Regions from separate parts of the Homo sapiens genome. Here region 2 is linked to region 1. Evidence: read pairs that join two places in POLR2A ChIA-PET (ENCODE). Cell type or tissue: A673. All regions are shown on one strand. Each heading gives the region's core, and the rest is flanking DNA. Links, peaks and the distances in the headings are about the cores only. Region 1 has its middle 110 kb from the start of ARG1. Region 2 overlaps AKAP7 (A-kinase anchoring protein 7).

What was found. Peaks named below come from ENCODE experiments on the same cell type or tissue, not always from the same donor. Only the 100,000 strongest peaks of a DNase experiment are listed, where the experiment ranks them.
Region 2: POLR2A ChIA-PET joins it to region 1 with 5 read pairs; 2 of 35 experiments call an interaction of 5 or more read pairs at or near these places.

Annotation. Positions count from the first base shown.
Region 1 is chr6:131,460,631-131,466,023 of GRCh38, reverse strand. No RefSeq gene overlaps it. Among named protein-coding and RNA genes, the nearest start is that of ARG1, 110 kb to the left of the region's middle. In A673, for the core only: no CTCF peak of the experiment used is centred there; no DNase peak of the experiment used is centred there; H3K4me3 peaks cover 92 bases.
Region 2 is chr6:131,215,789-131,221,181 of GRCh38, reverse strand. It overlaps AKAP7 (A-kinase anchoring protein 7), which reads right to left. Exons shown (of 8, transcript NM_016377.4): 7 at 1,374-1,521. Among named protein-coding and RNA genes, the nearest start is that of AKAP7, 83 kb to the right of the region's middle. In A673, for the core only: no CTCF peak of the experiment used is centred there; no DNase peak of the experiment used is centred there; H3K27ac peaks cover 2,565 bases.

The DNA of each region.
Region 1 (5,393 bases), core at 195-5,194:
CCAACCAAAATCCCCCATTCTTATGAAATTTCAAGTGGAATTCCATAAGATGGTATTCCATGAGACAATATCCTTCAAAATTTTTGTGATGGTGTAATTATTCCCTGGATGGTTAAACATCTTTCAACTCTATAAAGATTTAGAATTAAATAGAGAAATGTGTAAGTAAATCAAAACCACAATATTAATGTTGGTGTTAATATTGCACATCTTTCATTTTTATGTACTTGTTTATAAGAATTTAGCCAGTTAGAGCAACAGATTCATACTGTAATTCTAATCTAAAATGTATAATTGAGTAATTAATTTAGACTTGTGATTTCAAAGTGAAATCTTACTAAGTTTACAGTTTTAGCACATTTAAGAGAACTTGTTTCTCCAATATTACGTTTAATATTTTATACTTTTAAAGTACTCTGAGTTTTTTAGTTGTCAGTTTCTGTATTAAAAATGAAATTATAGGCTGGTCACGGTGGCTCACACCTGTAATCCTAGCACTTTGGGAGACTGAGATGGTGGATTGCCTGAGCTCAGGAGTTTGAGACCAGCCTGAGCAACATGGTGAGACCCCGTCTCTACTAAAAATACAAAAAATTAGCTGAGCATGGTTGTGGGCACCTGTAGTCCCAGTTACTCGGAAGACTGATGCATGAGGATTGTTTGAACCTGGGAGGCAGAGGTTGCAGGGAGCCGAGATTGCACCACTTCACTCCAGCCTCGGCGACAGAGCAAGACTCTGCCTCCAAAACTAAAATAAATAAATAAAAATAAAAATGAAATTATATATATAGTTAATAAATACACTTAAAATGTTTGAAAATATCTCACTAAGTTTCTCAAAATAGGACCAAACATTATTTAAAGCTAATATATTTCCTAATTTCAAGTCCTTCCAAAAGAATTTCCTCCTGCCATAGTTTGCTAAGAGCTATTCTAACTCTTTCTCTCCTGGTGATTTATCTGAGAGCTGTTGTTAAGAAGTATGACTGATGACTGCCAAGGGCAAGAAAAAAGGGAAATTCTCCCTGAACAAGAGTGAAGAAGAATCTATTAATTATCAGCAACAGAGACAAGCTCAGCAGTTTCTGAATAAAATAATATTCTGCCTGGAAAACTACCCAGCACCTGTCAGTGCTGAACCACTCGGGAACTTTGAGCATTCACTCTCCCTTGGACTGCTCCACCGCCTCCAAGGAAGTGGAGGAGCAACTCTGCAAACCATGTTCAGGGAGGTCACATGAAGGGAGAAAGGGGCCTGTTGGTCTTCCCCTTTAAGTGACAATGACAATATAAACCCTTCTTTTTAAGAAGAGGATATTGTTAAAACCATGAGAGAATGAGAAGGCAAAAATTGGGTGTAAGGAAAAAGCCAGTTTTTACTAATTCTCGTTCCCTAAACCTATTGGGCTTACTTTTGATACATTTCATTTACACTTATTCAGTATGATCTGATGTGTGTTTGCAGAACATTGTAATAGATTCTGAGAGGTTGCACAAGAAATAGAGAGAATCCTCTCCCCAGGGAACTTGCAATGTGAAAAATATGATACGCACATGGAACAGAAGTACAATGCAAAGAACCATTAAGGGCCGGGCGCGGTGGCTCATGCCTGTAATCCCAGCACTTTGGGAGGCCGAGGCGGGTAGATCACTTGAAGTCAGGAGTTCGAGACCAGCCTGGCCAGTATGGTAAAACCCTGTCTCTACTAAAAATACAAAAATTAGCTGGGCGTGGTGGTACACACCTGTAATCTCAGCTACTCAGGAGGCTGAGGCCAGAAAAATCACTTGAACCCAGGAGGCAGAGGTTGCGGTGAGTTGACATTGTGCCACTGCACTCCAGCCTGGGTGACAGAGTGAGATTTAGTCTCAAAAAATAATAATAATAATAATAAAAGTTTAGAGAGGTGCAGATTGACATATTATATGGATATTATATGGATAGATTAACTGTAGCAGTGCTGAAATAGAAAAGGGTCAACGGATAGAAACATCTGATTTGCACTTTATTTTATTTTAATTTTTATTTATTTATTTATTTTGAGACAGAGTCTCACTCTGTCACACAGGCTGGAGTGCAGTGGTTGATCTCAGCTCACTGCCACCTCCACCTCCCAGGTTCAAGCCATTCCCCTGCCTCAGCATCCCAAGTAGTTGGGATTATAGGCATGCATCACCACACCTGGCTAATTTTTGTATTTTTAGTAGAGACGGGGTTTCACCATGTTGGCCAGGCTGGTCTCAAACTTCTGACCTCATGATCTGCCCACCTCAGCCTCCCAAAGTGCTGGGATTACAGGTGGGATCCACCACACCTGGCCTTATATGCATTTTAAAGGTGTGAGTTTTGAAGAGGTGAATTGAAATGTAGAGGAGGAAAGTAAGTTCTAGGTGTTAGAAATGAAATATTTTTATTTCACGTATATCCCACAATTAAATCAGATTGAAAAGATTACACAAGAAGTGTAAACGTGAAACTATAAATAAATTCTTAGGACATGTGTGATAGATGAAATAGAGGATGGAGATAGATGGATAGAGGACAGAGAGAGAATTTTATGTAAATGTATTCAAATGAGGCCTTCATCATAGTTTCTAACATATAGAAACACTATAAACACCAACCGCTGTTAAGATTCTCAGTGTTCATCCTTGATTTTTGACGTGCATGAGGATTTCTTCAGGGGCACACTACCATGTTGCCTACTCAGTCTTCAACAAAATCTACAGTCTACTGGGGACTTTGCCTGAATGATCACTTACGCAACATTCCCAGAGTTACATTTGAAACCCTGAGGTCTGTTTACAGTAATGATGATGATAAACAATAACAATAATAATGGCTTGTTTATATTTAATGGGTCTTCATTTTGCTCCAGGTACTATGTTAAACATTTTACAAATATGAGTTCCTTTAGTCTTCACAACAACCACATGTGGTAAGCTTTGTCTTTATCTTCTTTTTAGAGGTGAGAAAACTCAGAAAAGGAAAGGCTAAGAAATAGGCCTGAAGTTGCACAGTTAGAAAGTGACAGGCCTGGGTTTGGAGCCCAGGCAGCCTGACTCCAGAGGCCAAGCGCATGGCCATACCTCTGTAATCCTTGACCAGTCCTCGAAATGCAAGACCATCCAGTCACATTGCTTTTTCTACACATTCATCCACATTCCATCCTGAACCAAGCACTTACTGACTTGCTCTCCCAGTTTTCCTCATTCCTTGTCCCTGATTTATTATTCTTTCTCCTCCAAGTCCCAGTTAAGCCTCCTGAAAAAGCATTCTATCTTCACTTGCTCTCCTTCCATTTTCTCTTCAATTTCCTTCAATCTAGTTCTGCACTCTCTGTTCCTCCTCTCTCTCCCCATTTATTGGAAAGTGCTAACACCAAACTCCAACTGGTTCAAATTCGAGTCTATATTTTGATCTTTCTCTTAACATGATACCATGTTCTTCTGAGACTCCTGACTCCCTAGACTTTCCAGGTACTACTCTTTCTAGCTTCCTCTCCACCATCCACTCCTGTTCTGGGTCTCTCTATTGGAAGTAGCCTCTCATTCCCATATGCATCTAGAAGTATGCACCTAGAAATATGGACATATATTTTCCCAGGCAACAGTCCCAACTCTAGTGTTTATCTAAGCTGTGCCTCTTTGCTTCTCATATTTTCCCTAGGTTCCTCAACTCATTTTCCTCTGTACTTCAACTGTCAATGTTTAGCTCAGGCCATGTCTTTCTAATAACACATTTGGATACACCCACTCTCAGGTTCACTGGCAGGTGCGGAGACTCACACTTCCCAGGCAGTCCAGCTCAAATCTTCCCCTAGCCCAGCGGAGCAACAGATGACACCTTCTCTTATCTCACCAGCCTCCCTTTTCTCCACATGTGTCTCAAATATTCACTTCCTCTGAATTCTTTTGACTTTATACAAACCACTATCAGTGTGTGGGTCTAGGATATTGTCTGTGCAGATCCCCTACTTGCTGTGGGAAATCATCCAGACTCCATGGTGTTGTTATAACAGGACTCACCATCTTCTTGCAGATCCACTACCTTGGCCACAGCTGACTGGCCCAAGGGCATCACCTGATCTACAATTGGGCCATAAGAGTTATTCTCCAGTTTGCTTTCTAACTGGAATTGAGGGAAAAAAAACAACAATCCTTCTTGTTATGGGTTGAGTTGTGCTAAGAGTATTTTATTTACTTTCCTCAAATCTGTGAATTTTCCAGTTTTCCTCTGTTATTGATTACTCATGGTAATTGCAAACTTGTGAAATTTGTTGAGACTTGTTTTGTGTTCTAACATATGGTCTATCCTGGAGAATGTCCCATGTGCACTTGAGACAAATATGTTTTCTGCTGGTCTGGGTTGAAATATTTTATATATATATTTTAGGTATAGTTTATAGTGTTGTTCAGGTCCTCAATTTCCTTATTTCTGTTCTGTCTAGTTGTTCTGTCCATTACAGAAAGTAGGGTATAGAAGTATTCAATAATCATTGTAGAACTATCTATTTCTTCCTTTAATTCCATAAATGTTTGCCTTATACATTTTTGGCTTTGTCAGATACGTGCATGTTTTTTATATCTGCTTAATAATGAAGCCTCTATATCCATTCAGAAACTTAAAAGGATCATAGCTTTTTTTTCAAGTTGCTCAGGAATTCTAATAATAGATTGGGTAGCCACATGTTTTACAATTTAGTATTTAACATAATATTTAGGATATATATATTATTTGGCATAATGCAGGGTCTAGAAGCTTTCCTATAGCCAATTAATTCACATAAAGGAATATAGAAAGTTTTTCAAACATGAAAAAAGAATAATTAGGACAATTGAGTGAATTTCTAATCAAGTTTGAAATGAAAATCAATTACAGAAACCCCTACAGAACTTCCTCCTCTGTGAAAATGTTACAATGTGAAATTTACATGTAAACAAAGGATGCTTTGTAAGAAGTACCTCTCACAGTAGATAAATGTTATTTATGTAAACACCTGTCATACTTTTAGTAATTTTGTAACCCAAAAAGTGAATCTTGTATAAAGTATTTTAAAAGTGCATTTTCTAGTTCTCTGTCATTAAAAAGTAACTTCATCTAGTTCCAGGCAGCAAAGAAAAAACATCTGTGCCTTGTGCCTTGGCATTTTCTTTTATAGTGTCCTCCTGCGTAGTTGATCCCCGTGCCCAGATGTGAGAGCTGCTGTTTCTTTAAAGGATGTGGAAGATTAGTTCCCTGTGCTTTTGATGCCTGTCGGAAATTTCAGTACGGTGCATTAAGCAGCTTGAATGAGTCAGAGAATTTTTTAAAGACCCAAAGTTAGAAGGTATAAAACAGCTTTTAAAAAAAGCAAATAAAAGAATATAAGGTCGTATTTGATGTTTAAGTA
Region 2 (5,393 bases), core at 244-5,243, 240 kb after region 1:
TAATTCACTTTCTTTTGATTTGTGTGTTCACTGGAATAGCACTTTTAATTTCCTTTAAGAACTTTTCCTTGGCATTCACAACTTGGCTAACTGGTACAAGAAGCCTAGCTTTCGGATTATTTCATCTTTCGACATGCCTTCCTCACTAAGCTTAATCATTTCTAGCTTTTTTTTTCTTGCATGTCCTTCCAATGTATCATTTCTAGCTTTTGATTTAAGGTAAGAGATGTACGACTCTTCACAGGGGAATGAATGGCTGTTCGGTGGAGCAGTCGGAACACACACATTTATCAATTTGGTTTGCTATCTTATATGAATACAATTCATATGGTGGTGCCCCAAAACAATAACGATAATAACATCAAAGATCACTGATCACCATAACAGATATAATAATAATGAAGTCTAAAATACTGTGAGAATTACCAAAATGTAATTGACACAAAAAGAGCACATGCTGTTAGAAAAAATGGCCCAGAAAGACAATTGATACAGGGTTGCTACAAACCTTCAATTTCTTAAAAATAAATAAATAAACTGTCTTTTTAAGGCAATATCTGTGAAGCACAATAAAGCAAAGCACAATAAAACAAGGTATGCATGTATTTGTCTTCTTTGAGTATTTTCATGTTACTTTAAAAGCATATAAATCAGGTTGTCTTGAAGTTCACAGTTTTAAAAGAATAGTGTCTGGTTTGAAATAATAAATCTGAATCACAACAGAGCTGGCTGCTTTGAAATACGTTCACATTGCAAAAAGTGGAGTATAGCTCTATTCTGGATGAAAGATCTCCCTAAGTGTACACACTTTCCACCTGGAAACACAGTTTTATATGAGTCTGTCTCATCTCCTGCCATCTGACAGATGCATTTATGTATGAACCTTATGCCTCCCCTCAAAACATCTTTTTTAGGGAAGAAAGTGAAGTTTTCAATTTTTGCAGGCCACCTATATTTTCTCTTCTCAAGGTGAAACTTTCTGGCTGGAATCATTTTATTCGTAATTACAAGCAGCAAATACAAAATGCCAGTTGTGGAAGGTCATGGAGGCCTTCCCTGGAGAAAATGTTTTCTTCATGTTCATGAAATAAAATTAAATTGAAATGATTTCTAAATCAATATTTCCAGACTTCATTATAATTATATTTAAAGCCAGAAGTATAAAAACTACAGGTAGTAAAGTCTTAACTGATCAATATAAATATGAAAAATGCTCTAGAAAATTTTCAATGTATCATTGTCAAAACATAATATTTAGGAAAGTATATCATTGAGAAAAACGTATACAACTAAGTTTAAATATTTGCCAAGATAAAAGTGATGCCAAAAAAATTAAAAATAAAGATAATAAATAATTTTTAAATGACACTCACCAATCACAATGGAAGATTCACAGTGATAATAACCATTACTTTGTTTTTTCTTCAGCATGGAGCAAAGATCTATGCGATATAATATTTCTTCTCCAAATCTGTGACTGATAAACTTTTCATATAAATCAGGATCTATTTTTTTCACTCCCTTGAAATGAAAAAACAAATCAATCAATCAATCATTTCACCCATGCAGCCAGTTCATAACTACATCACTTTCTTTGAACCTGATTATTACATTACTACATTGTTACACCACTGCCTACTGGCACTTGAAATGGATATACAACAATAAAATTGTTGTGAAGTTGTTTTTCAAGTCTCCCTACCTAGAAGGAGTTGTATTAAAAAACCATCAATAAAGAGTGTTAGGTTTAAATTTGGCAGTTTTCAGAACTTCATACATTTTAAGCTCCAGAAATAATAAAGTATACTGAGTTAAAATGTTGAGATACCAAGGAAAGACTAATCATCTCCAACAAAAATGGAGAAATGGATAATTTTTTTTTTTTTTTTTTTGAAATGGAGTGTCACTCTGTCACCCAGGCTGGAGTGCAGTGGCGCGATCTCGGCTCACTGCAACCTCCACCTCCAGGGTTCAAGTGATTCTCCTCCCTCAGGCTCCTGAGTAGCTGGGACTACAGGCGCGTGTTACCACACCTGTATTTTTTCTGTCACCACAAAAAAATATTTTTTGTAATTTTAGTAGAGACAGGGTTTCACTGTGTTAGCCAGGATGGTCTTGATCTCCAGACCTCAAGATCTACCCGCCTCGGCCTCCCAAAGTGCTGGGATTACAGACGTGGGCCACTGCGCCCAGCGAAATAGATACATTTTTTTAAAGTAAGGTAGAAAAAATAAAATACTATAAATCTTTAAAAAGTAAGTTGGATCTTAACATTTTATAGTGGAAAAAATGCCCTAATAAGATGGAGGTAATTTTTAAATTTCTTATGTAAGAATCATCTGAAAGACAAGATTACTTGAATTGGAGCAGGGAAGTCAGTGGATCTTCCAAATTCTTCTCTATCTGCTCCTCCTTACTTTCAGTGTATTTTCTTAGCAGAAACAGCTGGTTGTTGAAAAATTACAGTGGGATGCCCTTGGTACCTCTGTAGTTCCCCAAAACATGGGAAAGAATATATCTGCCTCTGCTATACTATACAATGGCCCTGCAACTCAGCCTCAGAGTCCCAAAATACAGTCCATAAGATTAAAGTAACTAGAATATATATTTTCTCTTTTCAATGACAAAAACTTATTTAGAAAACTAGTTAATGGGAAAAAATTTATAAAAGCAAAAATATTAAATCACTACAAACTGCCACTGCTATAATTTTATGTGTTTAGTTTTTCCTTGCCAACACAAAGTATATTTTTTCTCTTCTATAGAATGTGGTTGTTCCCTGAGTACTATTTGATAACCAGCTTTATATTTTCAGCAAATATGCTGTGTCATAATATAATAATATACAGATGTGCCAAAATAATATACAGATGTGCCAAATATTTTTCTCCATAGTACTTCATTGCATGAAAGTCTCATAATTTATTCATCCAATTATTTACTGTTGGACATTTAGGTTGATCTTAATTTTTAATATCATATTAAACATGTTTCTATTGATGCATGTTTTTGTTCAATGTCTAAAACTGGACTCCTAATCTCTCCCCCTTACCTCAAAGGGTTCTGTGGACTAAGTAAGTCCATTTATAAAAGTGCTTAAAACAATGAAATATAATAAATTATATAGAAACACACACATACACACAGTCATTATCATTAGTGAACTTTATGTAATAACTTCATTCGAGATAACATTTCAAGAATAAAAACATTCAAAGTAAATGGAAAATGAGCAACGATTCTTGTCTTCTAAATGCTTGTGTGTGTGTGTAGGGGTGTGCAGGTTGGAGAAAGTCATTCCTTCAGACTGGAGAGAAGACTGGCAATAACACAGCAGACAAATAAGAACCTTCAATTTTCAAGAAACCAGTGCAGCACCGACTAGCCACTATTGCTATAATCTTCACTTCCGTTTTGTAAAATGTCATTTTTTAAAGAAATAAAACATGAGATTGACTCTAATCTTCTAGGCTTATTAATTTAATTTCAGCAAAAGGTAAACGCTAACTGTTTTGCAAGAATTTTTCACAGATGATTTCCAACATGAGTCTTTAGGAGTTAATTTTTACTAGCAAGTGAAACAGAATTAATTCCTTAACTCATAATTTATAGAGAGAGCTATGGTTCAAAAAGGCATGACGCCTTTTGAAGGCACCGAAATTATATGTCCTGATCAGAAAAATCTTCAGTAATAAACAACCTAGAAATAGCTAAGCCTCTGCATTGTCTGATATATATCACAATTTCAACATGATCGTCATTCTCTGGAGAAATTTTTTGTTTGGCAATATATTTCTTTTCTGATAAAATTTATCTGAATTGATCTCACCATCCAGCTGCAGCAGGTGGCGTTTTCTTTCATACTAAAAAAAAAGGAAGACTATGATTCTGAGGAAATAAATGGGACCTCAAAAGTGGATCATTTAGGGTAAGCCTAAGAAGGGACCTATTTTCTGAATGAATCCACTGGGATGGCAAAATAGTTTCAGAAGCATCATCCTCCCAGATTATATTTTAAAGCTAAAAAGGCTGCGTGGTGGCATTATTTTCAGGTTGTGGACCCCCAAAATTATTCTCTGCTTCCCTTCATCATAGGCCAGACCCTTCATCATAGGCCAGACCCAAGGCACTATTACTTAACTATCAATGGAGGTATACAATGTTAGGAGAGTTCAAAAGATATCATGAAAATTGTTAAATTTGATCTATAAAGGCTAAGAGTTAGGATTATTTCACATGTAGAAGAAAAATATGTGAGGTATCTTTAACAAATCATGCTATGGGTGTTGCAACCCTGGAGTTTTGAATATGATTGTTGATGGTCTAGTCCTTAGAAGGTTATTTTTGCCTTAAACCTAACAAGGAGGAGGCATATTTTTAAGAGCTTCATATTTATAATTGTATCCAGTATAAGTGACATTTCAATTATGCAACGTAACATTAGAAGAGAAAATAGGAGGTTAAGTATGGAATATCAGACTTTGAAACAATAAAATAGTGGTAAGAAACGTCAAACAGAAAAAAGTTTTCAAGACTATCTTAATTAATCATTAGAAATGACTGAAGTTTTAACTTATCTTTAGCCTAGTTTCAGTCACAGTTTAGGAAAAATTATCAGCGATGTTCAAATACACTTGATAACCTTTGATACAATGTACCGGGAAACAGGAATTTCATTCTTGGTTGTAACTTGGCACTCAAACAGTCCACTCCAGAGAAAATGCCATTGAATGCATGACGAGTATTTTTAGAATCATCTGATGGCTCAATCTGATAAGTAATGGAAATTATTTACTCAGGAGGCACTCACCATATCATTTACATTTAGCTAAATGATGTGCATAATTTAATATGTACCAAAGAGGGCTCAGACTTACATTACTATGCCTCTGACTCTATTTTTAATACAGGAAGTAGACAGACGGTCACAAAACATGGAAATTCACATTTGCTAATCTCAAAGTGAAAATCATTTAAGATTCTAAAAAATAAGATACACTTATTCATCTTTAATTTCTATGACAAACCTTTTGTGGTCAGAATGGAAATCAATATTAAGAAGGTCGAAACATTTTTGTAATAGAAGATAACTTCTTATTGTTACTTGTTATAGCAATCACAATGTCCATGATGAAAATATAAACAGGCTTCATATAAGACAAAGAAATTATCTGTCCTACTGATAGTAAGCTTGGCATTCCTGGATTTGATTTCTGCTATGTTTTCCAATAGTTTATTGCTGTCATATAAGTAGCTATAAAAGAAATACACATTTCCTGTGATAATGACTTGACAACAAAATTAAGAATGTGATTTAAGAGCCAAACTCGCTTTCCATTTTGGGCATAGGCTGGTTAAAGAAGAACAGTAATCTCTTACACTTATTTTTGTTA